2 separate regions of the Homo sapiens genome follow, and region 2 is linked to region 1. The links are chromatin loops, found by intact Hi-C in ENCODE. Cell type or tissue: A673. All regions are shown on one strand. Each heading gives the region's core, and the rest is flanking DNA. Links, peaks and the distances in the headings are about the cores only.

What was found. Hi-C counts contacts between places; a loop is a spot of excess contacts. Peaks named below come from ENCODE experiments on the same cell type or tissue, not always from the same donor. Only the 100,000 strongest peaks of a DNase experiment are listed, where the experiment ranks them.
Region 2: a loop joins it to region 1, with 5 times the contacts of the local background. A loop is called at or near these places in 4 of 110 quality-filtered maps.

The regions. Positions count from the first base shown.
Region 1 is chr9:14,765,143-14,773,485 of GRCh38, reverse strand. FREM1 (FRAS1 related extracellular matrix 1) reads left to right here. Exons shown (of 37, transcript NM_001379081.2): 26 at 2,680-2,881; 27 at 3,618-3,762. Among named protein-coding and RNA genes, the nearest start is that of CER1, 47 kb to the right of the region's middle. In A673, for the core only: CTCF peaks have their summits at 4,073 and 4,791 (motif pointing right); DNase peaks (open chromatin) are centred at 4,125 and 4,815.
Region 2 is chr9:14,656,999-14,665,341 of GRCh38, reverse strand. ZDHHC21 (zDHHC palmitoyltransferase 21) reads left to right here. Exons shown (of 10, transcript NM_178566.6): 6 at 3,016-3,127; 7 at 6,455-6,593. Among named protein-coding and RNA genes, the nearest start is that of ZDHHC21, 32 kb to the left of the region's middle. In A673, for the core only: CTCF peaks have their summits at 3,489 and 3,689 (motif pointing right); a DNase peak (open chromatin) is centred at 3,681; H3K27ac peaks cover 2,310 bases.

The sequences.
Region 1 (8,343 bases), core at 136-8,135:
AGTGTAGGAGAGATGACACTCAGTGTCTTGCCTTCAAGAGCTTTTTCTGCCAAGACAATATGGATGTTGATCACCGTTGAGTGATAAACTGTCCCAAATAAGTCTCCCAACTATGGGTAAACTATTCTTCTGGTGGTACCTGAGTAATTGAGGGCAAAACTGCTGCAACACACAGGTGTATTTGACTGATACCAGCAGGCACAACCTGACATTCATTTGGTAGGAAATCTTTTCTGTCTGACCAAGATTATTGCAACTGATGCAACCTGTACTTCTCCTTTAAAGGGGTCAGGTGAGCGAGAAAAATGTGATGCCATTGCTTTCTGTGCATTTTCTGTAAATACAACACAAGTTATCAGGGGACAGAGCTTTCTTTAAAAAAAAATCTTGCAACCCAATATTTAAAAATGCTTCTGGGATACTAAGCCAGAAGATCTACTTTTGACAAAGCTAGAAGTTGAATAAGATCTAGGATATATTTTAATGTGACCAGAGACATGACGGGACCGTGTTGCTAGAGTTTAGATGTCCTTTTAAAAACACATGATCACGACAGGCATTTATTACTTTTGTAACACTTTCATTTTTAAGGAATTATAACATCCAAAACCAAAATAAAACAACCATCTACATTCAACTATTCATTTAGTATCAACTCTGGGTATTTCTTATATGGCTTAGAAGTACTTTAATTTTCCTCTTCTTCCACTAACCATCTCTCTTACTGGCCACTTGGTTGTGGGAGCTTCTTCCCTCACGGGCCACAATGACAATTTAATACCCAATCTCATTGCTTTGAAAGTTGCCACCCATACTCTTCAGGAGAGGAGAAGAATGACTGTGACTTTTGAAAATGTCAGTTGCTTTTTCAGTTTATAAAATAACTATGTATTGTAAATAATTCATAAACTACAAGAAAAAAAATTCTTGACAACCATACCACTCAAAAACCTATTGTTGGTGGCTTTCTTTTATTTTGTTCAATTAGAAATGGGATGATATTATATATACTATTTTTTATGCATATTGCCTGTTTCCATCTTCATGTGTTATGAACATTTCCTTATGTCATTAACTATTCCTGATAGTTCTTGATAACTAATCATATTCCTGATAACATGATTTTTAAAGGCTGCATGGAACTCAGTCTCAGGTCGAGATGGTTTATAAATCCCCTGGTGGACTTTTCATTCCTTTTGTAAATTGCTATTATAAATAGTATTTTGGTGAATATATATCTAATCATTTTTGCATACATATCTGTTTCTGCAAGATACAGAAAAATTTTCACTGTTTTGCACCCCTACCAGCAAAATATAAAAATATCTGTTTCTTCACATATTTATCATCATGAGTTATAATTATTTCTGTTTTTTTTTAAGAATCTTGCCAATTTGAGAGGAAAAAATGGTTGGTTGTGACAAAATTTCTCATGAAATAAACAGAGGAGGAGTTGTAATCTTTCCCCACCCCAAAAGAAATGAACACATTTGTGCAAATGCTCCCAGATTTTTGCCTATGTCTATACAAACATTATGTATAGATAAATATATATTTTTAACAAAAATAGTATTATAATTATATTCGAATTCTATTCTGCAACTTGCTAGGGTTTTTCAGTTAACACAAAATTGTGGAAATTTTTCATCATCAATTCATTTTCTCCCTTATTCTTTTGAATAGCTACAGAGTAGTTCATTGTATCATAATACACAAAAATATACATGGTCTTATCATTGACAAGAATTCTTTACTTTGCTAGGGCAAACTAAGATTTACAGTAGTATCAGGTTGGTGTAAATGAAATTAAGAACCGAGAGATTAGGAGTGAGGGGAATGAAGATTCTTGTACATGTTTTCTAGTATCAGTGGTGGATCTGTTCTAATCCATCCAAACCTGCTCCATCCATAACCTACAACAGTCATCTTGCAAATGCAAGATGCACTGAGCTCCGTACAGACTGAACGAGGTCCTTTGTTGTGTTTGAACCTACAGTGTAGGTTGTGAAGATGTCATCCACCATCTTCACAAATCTGGTCCACCTGTTCAGCTACCTGGCTCTCATCTTCAATGAAAGAAATATGCAAATGTCTAGAAATAATCACCTTTCACTTTTTCCTTACTGAGGTATCTCTATTTTTATTCAACATTTTTGCCAGTTGAAAAAAGACATGCCAAAAAAATTTCTATATATTTGTAAACCCTCACAATTTTGTGTCTGTAAATCACTAAATACCAGGAAAATAGGAGAAGTTCTTCTGTGGAGTTAACATGAAGTCTGCTCTAGAATTCTTGGGTCAATTTTAGTGTATTCATTTAATAGACATTCCCTGGGCTTCTATTATGGTTCAGGCACTGTGCCAAGTGCAGGGAATCCATGGCGGTGAAAGACCTGACGCCTGCCCTCTCGGAACTTGTATCCTAAGTGGCAGTCAAGCAATAGACAAATTGATAAAGTGGAGTCAAGGTTTACAGTGGAAAATTGGCCTCTGTTCCAAGCACTGTGATATTTGCTGAGGCTGTTGTGAACAGGACTGTCTTTAGCAGGAATCCACTAGTGAGGAGTATAAGGAATCCAAAACGTGGGACAGTGTGTCATTGTTGAACCAATAAAGCCCAACGTTGCATGGGGGTGAGGGGCCTTTGGACAACATTTTATGTCATTGTTGATGATCCAGGTAGACCAATTGGACAAAACAGCTCCTCGTATCACACTCTTGCATTCCCCTTCTCAAGTGGGGCTCCTGAAAAATGGCTGCTACGGGATTTACATCACTTCCCGCGTGTTGAAGGCATCAGACCCTGACACTGAGGACGATCAGATCATCTTTAAAATTCTACAAGGCCCAAAACATGGACATCTGGAGAACACAACAACAGGTACTGGCCTCCTTAATCCTTACAATTGCCATTTTAAAATACCCAGTGGCTGGCAGGGCTAGAGAGTAATTTAATTAAGTGCAGGCCCATTTGGTAAACACTCCCCAGGGCTTACTGATAGATGCAGTTTATAAATCAATATTGCTCCTAAAGAGGGTTTGAAGCTGAGCCTTCCTAAATTTATCCTGACTGGAAGAACCAAATACTGATATACAACTGTTTATTTATATTTTTTTTCTCAACAGCTGATTATAATATATTCAAAGGAACATAATATCAGGACCAAATTTCCTATTTGTGACTAATTTTTTATTCTGTCATGAATTCTAAATGACTCTAAATGATGTCAGATCTTTTTTTAAAAGTTCTTGGTTTTTTTCCTAATGGATTCTCTGGATTGTATATTATTTCTACTTTATGAGCACAATGATCATAATACATCATTAAACAGGATGGCACCAAGTTACAGATTTTTATTACTGTATCTTTCTACTCTCCTTCTCTTTATTTTCATTTTTTTAAGGCAAATATTTCTGAAGCAGTCAACTTAATGCCTAATTTAAGCTCGCTGCATTTGAGTTTTAAGATAGTTACAGTAATGTTAATTTCTTGTTTTAAAATGTACTTTAGCTGTTTTTTAAAGCTGTGTTTAAAATAAAATAGCCATACAATTTTATTAGCTTTTATTTAATGTTTTGTTTGATTACCCATGATATTCATTTATTTCTTTTTTTAGGTGAATTTATCCATGAGAAATTTAGCCAAAAGGACTTAAACAGTAAGACTATTCTTTACATCATAAACCCATCTTTGGAAGTAAATTCAGATACCGTGGAATTTCAAATCATGGACCCCACAGGGAACTCGGCCACTCCTCAAATGTAAATTCTCTTGCTTATTCAGTAGTCCTATATGTTACATCCATAATGTATCTGAATATTAGGAAAGTGAAATGTTCTTTTTAAAACAGAACCCAAGAAGATAAATTAATAGACCATTTCACAAGCTCATGGAATTTATTTTGGAGAATGAATTTTCTTTTTATTACTGCTTGAAAATAGGAAAGCCAGTAGCTTTACAGAGTACAGAAACATTAAAAAGCTAAGTTGACGTTCATATTATGCATGTCAAGGTACACACTTTTATACACAGGGAGGGTTCTGTCTTACCAATTCACTAGCATCCAACACTGAGTTTGCAGGTTCATGTAGCAATTGTGCAGCAAGAGGTCACTCTAGGACCGTGTTAGCAACTATAGCCTTCTAAAATATCTGCAGTCGGGGAAATGAGGTAGTCAAGAAGAGTTAGCCAAACATCTTCTCTTTCTCTTATGAAGAAAATTACAATTACTTGACAGTATGTTTATAAGGTGATAAACTTATCCCATGTAAGACAAATATAATGTAAAGAGGAAACTAGACTTTGGAAGGTATATAAAGGGTATGACCCTCAAAATAGCAAGAGTAACAAATCTTCAAAATTAACGAGATTAACAGACCACAGCAATTTCACTGACTGGGTCCCTACTCTAGACTTTTCTTGAATGTAGACCTTGAATATCTTACCAGCTAACAGATAGTCATAGAAAGGTCGGTCAGAGTCCAGTTATTCTGGTACTGTGCTGTTTTTTGTTTGTTTGTTTGTTCATTTTGTTTGTTTGTTTTTGATACCCTCCCAGAAACCCCAAAGAAAAGTTGTTCACTTATCCTTGTTTTAGTAGTCACCATATCCTAGTCATACTAAGCATCATAAGTGATACAGCTCTGTGCTCTGTTATACTCCTTTTATGATGGAGTATAGATTAAGAAAAGAAAGCTGAGAAACTCCTCTGCAGTCTTCAGAATTCTTGCATTTTCTTTTGGATCCTGAATTGTAGTTCTAAAATCTGACCAGCAGAGGTCACAGTAGTCATTGTCAGAAAAAAGCTAGCCTCCTTTTCTTAGCAAAACACATTCCCAGCGTCCCACTCCGTTGCCTCGATAAAATGCAGAGCCTGGCCCAGATTTATTAACTCCACAGACTTTTATCGAGTGGCTACTATATGCCAGGTGCACAGTACTAGGAGCTGGGGAATAGGTTAGAGCAAAGTAGACCTGGCCCGTGATATTAAAATGTAATCTCGAGATTACAAAATGTAAAACATATGACCTCCACCCATTAAACTGTCTTTGCCTAAGACAAATAATTCCCAGGATCACAATCTTTATGGGAAAATATGTCAAGTACTTGCAATGTCAGACAAATATCTTCCAATTCTCAAGAAAATGTAAAAAAAAAAAAAAAAAACCTGCTCCAAAAATGTTAATACGTGGACTTCACTTTTTTTTTTTAACATTTTAAAAATAATTCAAGTAAGAAAACATAGGAATGTTGATCAGACTTGCTACTGACCTAATGCTCACCTCTTGTCCTCCATGTGTGAGCGCAGTGTAGCTGACAGAGGATTTTCTTCCCCCAGTAATGATGCTAGGCTGATACTGCTTCACCCATAGCCCCTTTCAATCTTTGTCACTATCAAGGACATTGCTTTTGGAAGATGATTTATATTTTTAAATATACTCTCAAATTCATATGAGAATTACAGCAAAATTTGCTTAATTTAATTATAACCTTAAATGAGGCCATTTAAATATCCTCCTGCTTTTGTTGGCTATTAACTTTCATGTGTCTGTGCTGGAGATGTTTCCAGTTCAACTTGACGTAATTTGTTCATTTGTTCATGACTGAACAAAATGCTGTGGCATATGCCTACCAAGGGGTAATATAGAGAGAAGTTTTATTTGGTTCTGACATATATTAGGCTATTTTCTTTATAAGCGATGGGGGGGTAAAATTACTCAGCATTTATCATCATCATTTTTGAACGGTATAGTTGTCCTCAACCCCATTTGTAAGCAGATGTTATTGGAACTAGGTGCACAATTTTCCAGTAAAAAGCAAGGTTATGAATAGTGGTTCATCTTCCCAAGACAGCCAGGCAGAACGTAGTTACAGGTACAATATAAATTACAGCCATTTGCAATATAATTGGTGTTTGCTCTATTTCATTGCTATTCATTTAATCATCAGAACCACCTATGAGTCAGGTACCATCATAATCTGAAATTTACAGATGAGAAAACTGAGGACAGAGCTAGAAAGTGACTTTTCTAAGTGGAAATGCAGCTTTAGAGTGCATGATTTTTCTCAGCACACTGAAGAACTTCTTGCCCATTTTAAGGACTGTGCTAATCTGGCCTGAAGGGAATGGAACACCAGACTTGTCTTCTTCTTTCTCTTCAGACATTGGCCACCCAAGCAAGAAAGAAGGAATACTTACTCATATAGGACCTTAAAGTTCAGTGGGATTTTTTAACATGTACATTATAGATCTCTATATTAGTGTGCACTTCGTATCTAACACACTAGAATTTATACTATAGATAATAAACCACCGAACTTGGAGCTAGAGGACAAGGTTTGAGCTTTGGCTCTGCCCTTCATCTAGTAACTGTTCAAGCCTTAGTTATCTCTTCTGTAAAATGGGAGCGATACTACAATTTGTTTAGAAAAACAAAAGAAATGTGTAACGTATATGAAAGCATCTTGTGTATTTAAACTCCTTAACAAATGCAACTTGTGGTGATTACTGTTGTAGTTAATTCATGTAGGTACAATAATTGACTGAAGAAGTATCCCGGAAACATTTGGTGGATTAGAAAGCCTGCCTCTAATTAGAAATTGATCCTGGGATGAATCACAAAGTGAACAGTCAATATGCATATTAATCAATGAGCTAAACGCTGTGGAACTTTGTGGTGTTCTTTGGCTTAGACAGGATTAATAGATTCATATTCCCCATATTTGAAGGGGTGAAACCTCTGTGATAAAGCTCAAGGGACTGCGGGGTGCCATCTGGAACAGAAATGGACCTGTTTTAGAGCACGGGAAGGACCCATGTTCAGTGGAAAATTCAGAATCTTGACTGTTGGTCAGTTTTGGCTATTGCAGGATTCCTGTGGAGTCCTGAAGGATGAATAGATGCTCCACTCTAAAAAGCATTAGGAAATGCTTGTTTCGTGAGATTCATCAAGTTACTGCCAGCTAGCTAGCTTGCGTGCTTGTTTAACTGCATCACATCCTGGAATCATCGAGATGTGCGTGTGGATTGGGAATCTCTCAGAAATGAAGCCTACGCAGCAAACCTCAACCCAACTGGGCTATAGAATCACCTCTCTCTACCTGCCACCCCACACACAGGCAGAATAGCTCAGGGAACCAATTTTTCATGGAATGCATCTGGGAGTCACTTTATTGTAAATAGAAATTATTTTATAATGCTGATATCCTTGGAAATTTGCGTAAAGATTTAGATTTAGCTAAGTGCCTACATTTCAGGCACTGTGCTAAGTGTTTTCATGAGTTGTCTAATTTTATCTGCAAAACACAATCCTCTGAGGATAAGGAAATAAAGCTCAAGGCTTTTAAGTAATTATCCTGAAGTCACTGGAGAGTGAACCCTGACCTCCAGACCTAAGTGAGTGCGCATCTTATTGCCTCACCCCCTGGCTGCACCCCTTGACAAGCTTGTGCCTGTTTTCTAGTCCAAGTTGAATCTCCAAGATGATCCGCAGAAGCCCCAAACTAAGTTACACAGGACCCACATCATTCATGAAAAGCACTTTTGTGGACCACAGAATGTGGCCAACTTCTGACCAAAGTTGTTTTCCTAATACAGCTTCTACGTGGACCTCTTTCTTGTGCCCACTGGAGAAAAGTGAACTTCAAAAGCAATGTTGAATGCAGAAGTCTTTGATAATTCAGTGACTGTTTCTCCGGTTCTGCACTCTGATTCTTCACCTCCCTCTGGCAACTCACATTCTAACTGTTCTGTTGTCCATTTTTGGCTTTAAAAGAGAAGGGACAGAAGACTAAAAGGAATTTCCATCAGGCAAACGTTGCAATGTTTAGCAGCTTTTATGAAACACCTGATAGGGGAAGGTGTTTGGCTAGCTAATACCTGCACATTACCTGCAAGCCAGGAGTTAAGGTTTTTGTCTTCAGACTAGATCTTAGGAAAGCACAGAGGAAGGGAAGGAAAATAGCATTTATTGGGCACCCACTGTGTACAGGTGCTTTATACATACTAACTAATTTTAATTTTAATCATTTTACATGAGTGTAATTCTCCTCATTTTTAAGATAATGAAAACCGAGGCCCAGAGAGACTGAGTAACTGACCGTAATCACACACTAAATCACATACTAATCAGTGGTTACAAGGTGTGCTTGATTCTAAAGCACTTGTTTTGGGTGCACACTATGCTGCCTCTTGGCTAAACACTGTTTCCCCATTATCAAGAGAAAAAGAGAAAAATGAAAACACAGGTGTTCATAGCATTCGATTACGGAGTTTAATAGCATCATCTATGAATTGAGAAGTCTTAGATTGGATACTTGAAAAAATATTTTTTTAACATTTT
Region 2 (8,343 bases), core at 97-8,096, 110 kb after region 1:
CCCATATTTCTTGGAGGCTTTGCTCATTTCTTTTTATTCTTTTTTCTCTAAACTTCCCTTCTCGCTTCATTTCATTCATTTCATCTTCCATTGCTGATACCCTTTCTTCCAGTTGATCGCATCGGCTCCTGAGGCTTCTGCATTCTTCACGTAGTTCTCGAGCCTTGGTTTTCAGCTCCATCAGCTCCTTTAAGCATTTCTCTGTATTGGTTATTCTAGTTATACATTCTTCTAAATTTTTTTCAAAGTTTTCAACTTCTTTGCCTTTGGTTTGAATGTCCTTCCGTAGCTCAGAGTAATTTGATCGTCTGAAGCCTTCTTCTCTCAGCTCGTCAAAGTCATTCTCCATCCAGCTTTGTTCTGTTGCTGGTGAGGAACTGCGTTCCTTTGGAGGAGGAGAGACGCTCTGCATTTTAGAGTTTCCAGTTTTTCTGTTCTGTTTTTTCCCCATCTTTGTGATTTTATCTACTTTTGGTCTTTGATGATGGTGATGTACAGATGGGTTTTCGGTGTGGATGTCCTTTCTGTTTGTTAGTTTTCCTTCTAACAGACAGGACCCTCAGCTGCAGGTCTGTTGGAATACCCTGCTGTGTGAGATGTCAGTGTGCCCCTGCTGGGGGGTGCCTCCCAGTTAGGCTGCTTGGGGGTCAGGGACCCACTTGAGGAGGCAGTCTGCCAGTTCTCAGATCTCCAGCTGCGTGCAGGGAGAACCACTGCTCTCTTCAAAGCTATCAGGGACATTTAAGTCTGTGGAGGTTACTGCTGTCTTTTTGTTTGTCTGTGCCCTGCCCCCAGAGGTGGAGCCTACAGAGGCAGGCAGGCCTCCTTGAGCTGTGGTGGGCTCCAGCCAGTTCGAGCTTCCCGGCTGCTTTGTCTACCTAAGCAAGCCTGGGCAATGGCGGGCGCCCCTCCCCCAGCCTGGCTGCCGCCTTGCAGTTTGATCTCAGACTGCTGTGCTAGCAATCAGCGAGACTCCGTGGGCATAGGACCCTCCGAGCCAGGTGTGGGATATAGTCTCGTGGTGCGCCGTTTCTTAAGCCGGTCTGAAAAGCGCAGTATTAGGGTGGGAGTGACCCGATTTTCCAGGTGCGTCCGTCACCCCTTTCTTTGACTCGGAAAGGGAACTCCCTGACCCCTTGCGCTTCCCGAGTGAGGCAATGCCTCGCCCTGCTTCGGCTCGCGCACGGTGCGCGCACCCGCTGGCCTGCGCCCACTGTCTGGCACTCCCTAGTGAGATGAACCCGGTACCTCAGATGGAAATGCAGAAATCACCCGTCTTCTGCGTCGCTCACGCTGGGAGCTGTAGACCGGAGCTGTTCCTATTCGGCCATCTTGGCTCCTCCCCCCGAATTCAAAGTTTTAACACTGGGATGTTTGGGAGCATTGAGCTAAGTAGGGGAGTGGAATATGATATGCTTGTGACATTGTAATATGCTATAGATTAAATGAGTTTTTATTTCACTTAGAGGTAAATAGTACTAGTTTAACTATGTAAATTAAGCTTTAGTACTGTTGCTCTTGCATGATTTATTTTCATTAAAATAACTGTAAGAGATGAAAAAGTATTTTCTTTTAAAATAAGATTTCAAGTATAAGAGATAATTTCTCAACTTTCATATTATTGGAACAATTAATTTGATGTAGGTTTTATTCATACTTTGTTTCTTCAGAGATGTCTGTAGTGGGAGTATTTTCCCAACGCTTTACTATATAAAAGTCCAGCATGTTGATGTTGCTCCTGACCATTCAACTAAAGTAATGGAATTCAAACAGAGAATCTTAAAAAAGAAGAAAAAAAAGAGAAAAAAAAGAAATAAAAATATCAATATTGGTAAAAAAAAAAAAAAATCTGTAATCTGAAAAAAAAAAGAAAATTGAATATTGTCTACTATTATCTTTCACTTTTATTTAGAATCTTTCATTTTTTGATTTTAGACTTTTCATATGTCAGCAAGCATTTAGTGACTACCTAGTATGTGCTAGGGTCCTACTCTTCATGTACTAAAATTCAATCTGAATATAGGAGTTAGGCTAATCTTACTATGTCCATACTTTTAATGAGGTTATGGGATAGTATAAACACAGATGATGAAAATTAAAAGAATTTTGTAAAAGAAAAATTCCATTCCAATATATTTAAAAGATACATTTTTGTATAATAAGGCAATTGTCTTTTCTAGGAAGATGACTCTTCCATAGTTTTCGCGGACCTAATTAGGACAGTTTTTAATGAAAACAAAAGCCTTTTCTCTTATGCAAACTTTGTGTTTTTGGCACAGAGCTTAATCGTGTGCTGTTTCACTCCAGATTAGAGGAAATTGCTAGTTGGTGGTAGTTCAGTGTTTTATGAAGAACTCCTTTATTTTCATTAAAAATAGTAGTTGTCTTATAACATTTTTCACTACTGAAACTATTCTGATACCTCCCAAACCCATATGACATCCTTCTCTAACCTGTCCCATACACACTCTTAAATGAATCTACTGATGTTTTTTAAAATTAAATGATTTAGGGAAAGTGTATGTGGAGGGAAATGCCATCTGTTTTTCGGATGAGTTTATAGGGTTGATTTCAGTTTACTAATCAATTGAAACCAGGGTCAGCATTATTTCTTCTTTAGAGCCTTTAGAAAATGAAATTTCTAGAAATCAATTTGTTTAAATAAAATTGTTTTAGTATAATAATTTGGTTGGGCTCTAGGGTTTTGTCATTGGATTTTACTTATATTCTCACAGTATACCCAGAATCCAAATACATTGTTTTCTGTCTCTTACTTTGACTATAACAATAGTGTCTTATTTTTTTAGTCTTTTAAATTAGAAACACACAAAATAAGACATATGTAGAATAGAACAGCAGCATTTATGGCAAACACATTTATACCAAAGGCTTAGAAGAAAAATCTCTTAGAGTTTTATGTTGAAGGCTTCCTATAAAATCTTCTAAACAACTGTTGGTAAATTTCAGCATTACCCACTTGCCTTCATTAAATGGATTTTAATTTCTTTTCTTTAGAAAGGGAGTTCTGGGAATTATGTAACAAGTGTAATTTGATGAGACCAAAGCGTTCCCATCACTGTAGCCGCTGCGGCCACTGTGTGAGGAGAATGGATCATCACTGTCCATGGTAAGAATAATTCACTTCTAGCAAAGAAAAGAGGGGTGGGTAATAAAATGTAAATCTTACAACTTGGCAGCTTTAAACAACAGTTATGTTAAAGTTATATAGTTTTACAATATCTTAATAAGGATATCTTTATTTAGATTATATGGTTCTGTCAACTCCCAAAGTCATTTTTCCACAGAAATCCTATCTTTTCTAACAGGGAGAGATTTGAGCCAAAAAAGTAAGAATTAACTGCAGCCTGATATACAAAAGGATTAAGGTGGTTGTATTAAATGAGGCAATGTATATAAAACATTTACTACAATATCTGACAAGTAGGATGTACTTAAATGGTAGCTATTTCTAATTGTAATAAACCATATGCATCCGAATGTTTATATCCCCTTTTCATTTGTTTAATTAATAACATTTCAGACACCCTGATAACCTCTTCCTTACCCCTTAAAGCTTTTTAAGCATTATGTATTGGATATAGCTACTACCATTATGTACTTGTTGGAAGTATGTGAGTGATAATTAGCTGATTCTGCAGAACTGCTAACAGTTTTGGTCAATAGGGGGCTCTCTTGTAATATTTAAAGAAAATGTTCAGTTGAGAAATATAATCTTCGAAAACAAATGCTGCGTGAATTCTGTATTGTATCTCATTTTAAAGCTGTCACAAAAATCTGTGAACAAGATATTGTATTTAATTCTGTTTTCTTAGCATTGGCTCTCTGTATAAATATTTAAACTGGTATAGTGTAGAATTTGACAAATGTATCTGTATACATATATGTAGTATTTATGTTTGTATACACATACATGCATATATGCAAATTTACATAATGAGCCTCTTAATTTATAATTGCTTTTATTTAAAATTGATGCAAGTGGAGTTTAGCTTTTTCTAATGTTAGTCTATTTAGAGTTTTCTTTATTTTTGATAACTTATTTTGATAGCACAGTTATTCAGCAAACTTCTGGTGGAAATTTGTTTTTTTGCATAGACTGTTTAAAAAGAAGATAATTTCCTGAAATAGGAAAAAGTAAGAGCATTTTCGATAAAAGCATTTTGTTACTACATAAAAATTTTAAAAATTTCTAAATCTGTCAACAAGATAGAGTAGTGTATGACATATAGTTGATATTCAAAACTGTGCCTTGAATTTAAACGTAAATAATTATTTGGGAATTACTTGGGAATAAAGATTAATTCCCAAGTAATTTTCTTAAGCTCAGTGATCTGTTTGCTCTCACAATAGTAATAGATTTTTAGAAAGCTACGTGAAACATGTATTCAGATAATTGCTGATCATACAGAAAAGCTCAGTTTTTAAGCGCTTCTTATTGTAGAGTTTCTTATTCACTAAAATACAAATGTTCATGATGGAAGTGGATATTGATGCTTTTTTTTTCAAACGAATGCAGTAGTAAGAAAGAACTAGGAAAGACTCACTTATTGGTGACCAAATAAGGTGCTATTTAACCTTAATTCTAACGTTGGGGTGATTTCTCTTTCTGGGCCTCTTGCTTCCATAGTTTTAGTCAACTTTTCAGAAGTTGGTAGCAGTGAGGGGGAAGTACAAAGGATTGGAGGATCAGAAAGGAGAGTAGACAAGGGACCTAAAGAGATTCAGGAATTTTTATCATTGAATTTCCTGATAGAGCACTGCTGAAATGTTCAGAGAGCAGGGGAAATGTACAGTGTAAATTGGAAGCAAGGAAAATTTTTGATGTTTTCAGAAATTGCACTACTTAACTGCCTAAGACATTTTTAGGTTTGGAGGTCAATTCTCACGTTGCCTCAAGGTTTTCTGTATTTGTGGCTCTGATCATTCTTTTTTTTTTTTTTTTTTTTTTGAGATGGAGTCTTACTCTGTTGCCCAGGCTGGAGTGCAGTGGCATGATCTCAACCTCTGCCTCACTGCAACCTCTGCCTCCTGGCCTCAAGTGATTCTCCTGCCTCAGCCTCCCGAGTAGCTGGGATTACAAGTGCATGCCACCATGCTTGGCTAATTTTTGTATTTTTAGCAGAGACGGGTTGTCACCATGTTGGCCAGGCTGGTCTCAAACTCCCAACCTCAGGTGATCTGCTCCCCTCGGCCTCCCAAAGTTCTGGGATTACAGGCTTGAGTCACCGCGCCTGGCCTGATCATTCTTTCTAAGTAGTGCAGATGTTACAAAAAGAACTCATATAGATTGAATACCTTAGTGCTTCTTAAAGCTGTTCTGGTTAAGAAGAATGCTGTGATCATAGACATTGTTTCTCAAACTTCCTGGGGACAGGAAAGATGGAACAATGATAAGTCATCTTTCAATCGGCAGCTGTTGAAGAGCACTTTTGAGTGTATATTAATACATAAGCACACTTCTCTTATAATCCTGCTTGCAAATAACAAAGCACAGTAGATTTTCTTGTTTACAAAACATGCACTCTTAAATCTTAAGAAATGCCTCTCTAAGGTTTTTCAGTTCAGGTCTGTATTTGACTTTAAAAAATGGTTTAATGACAAAGTTAAAAAGAGCGATTTAAGTTAGGACCGAAACCTGTTACATCGTTTCTTTTTCAGTGACAGTATAATACTATTTTGAAATGAAAACATTTGTGCAAAGTCATTTGTAGTCTTGAACTAGGGTTTTTTGCTGGAATTTTAGGATACTTTGACAATTTGGATACAATAAATTTGGAACAATAAAATATTCAGCTTAAATTAGCCTTGAAAATTTTTTATTGTAACATTAATCCTCTTTCCTAGTTAGGGTTCACTGTTGTATTGGTGGAAGTATAGCTGTGTGTATTTATAAATAGTTTTGAATACATTTTTATTTTCAGCAACCAGGGGTAGATTTTTAAAATGAAAAGTGAATGCTTAGCAGTTATGTCAGAGTGGTATGTTTCAGCTGGTTTACTTCAGGGCATTCAGATTGCTTTTCACAGCTAGAATGCCCTAAAGGAAGAGCAAAATACAGGGAAGCAGGGTTCTTGCTCTCTTGGCCCCTATGTCTTCTAACTCTACATCCTCTGGCCAGAGGCTTAGCTCCTTTGTTCCCTGTTTCCATATCAGTGACACAGGAGACTACCGTCTGCTCTTCCTGTCTCGCTGAGTTGTTATGAGTTGAAGGGGGATCACATATGTGGACTTCCTTTGTGAAGTGCTTTACAAATATAAGATGGTATATTTATAGTTTTCTCTGTATAGTTTGTTTTTACCTTCAAGTGGCCATAGCATATCTCCATGAAGTTAAGCATATGTGATATTATTTGTTTTTAATTTAGTCTTATTGATCCTGAGGTGAACTTCTTGAAATTTAAAATATTGTTTCTTTTTCATTTTTTTTCTTTAGGATTAACAATTGTGTTGGTGAAGATAATCATTGGCTCTTTCTGCAGTTGTGTTTCTACACTGAACTTCTTACTTGCTACGCACTGATGTTTTCTTTCTGCCACTATTACTATTTTCTTCCACTAAAAAAGCGTAATTTGGTAAGAAATGTTTATATTGGGAGGCCGAGGCGGGCGGATCACGAGGTCAGGAGATCGAGACCATCCTGGCTAACACGGTGAAACCCCGTCTCTACTAAAAATACAAAAAATTAGCCGGGCGAGGTGGCGGGCGCCTGTAGTCCCAGCTACTCGGGAGGCTGAGGCAGGAGAATGGCGTGAACCCCAGGGGGCGGAGCCTGCAGTGAGCCGAGATTGCGCCACTGCACTCCAACCTGGGCGACAGCGAGACTCCGTCTCAAAAAAAAAAAAAAAAAAAAAAAAAAGAAATGTTTATATCCACTAACATTAGAGCAGTTGTAGCATACAATTATTAACATGTGGTTCCTTTAAGTACAAAAGATTGGAAACAAAACAACAAAAGATTGGAAACAAAACAACAAAAGCAAACTCCCAAATTGGTGAATTTTGAACTATATTGGGATTGAGAAAGTGGGCCCTAGTCTGACATTTCCTTTTAATGAAATTCATTTATGGTTATTTATTAGTGTTGAGCTTAGAAAGCAACACGTTGAATCTTTCAATACGTGTGTCTTGGTTTAAAAATATCTACAATAATGAAAAACAAAGACAAAATGTTCTTGTTTCTTTTCAGGAATAAAAATGCAGAATGTAATTTTTAAAGGTTCTCAAATAGTTACGTTCTTGAGAAAGAGAACTTTTTTTCTCCCTGCCTTTCATCAGTAATGATATCATGAATTTGCAGGATGCTTTAAAAAGTTATCCACTGAGAATATAATGCATGCTAGGACTATAGTTTTAGAAATGTTTCATCTTATTTATAGATAAATTTCTGATATAATTGGCATTAAAGTTAGATCATGTAAAAGAATGTACATATTCCCTGGAGTAATCTGTTTCAAATAATTGAGCCTAATAAGAAAAGCATTAAAATAAAATTCCTCAGTAAGATTAAGGTAATAATTTTTTTAAGCGACAGAGAAGTAGAGTTTAGTGGTGTTAATGAAAAACAAAGACAGGCTAAGAGGTAACGAATGCATTGTAGTATAGTGCAGTATTGGCAAACTATGGGCCTTGGTTTAAATTCAGCCCTCTGCCTGTTTTTGTTAAAAAAAAGTTTTACTGGAAAACAGCTACTTTCTTTTGTTTATATATTGTCTATGGCTGCTTTTGTTTTATAAGAGCAGAACTGAATAGTTGTGGCAGAGACTGTATGGTCTGTAAAGCCTAAAATATTAACTGTCTGGCTCTTTTACAGTAACTTTGCCAGCCTCTGGTAGTGGAAAGATCTTGTCTTTGTAAACAGACATACCTAGGATTAAAGCCTGTTTTTTCTTATTACATGCATAAGTTTTGACACATTGTTTAACCTCTCTGAATGGTAATTTTCTTCCACTGAAAATGTGAATAATAATGAGATTAAATGAAATAATATATGTAAACTTAGCTGGTATATAATAGACATTCAATTTATGTTACATTTGATTTTAGTGAAAACTCTCAGAGGGAGGAAACAATTTTTCTTTGGCCTATTAATTTTCATGAAAATTTTAGAGACCGTTTTACAGTAACCATTTATTACTGGAAGATTGATGACCAACTAAGGAAATTCCAATAATCAAATGAAGTATTAAGACGTTTGAAATTACAAACTAATTTTCTTCTCCAAATGAAAGGTAGAAACTGGAGAGAAATTAATGGCAATTAGACAGTCACCTTTTTTTAAAATGGAGAAATGGATTATGGGTTATATTTGAATATACGACATATA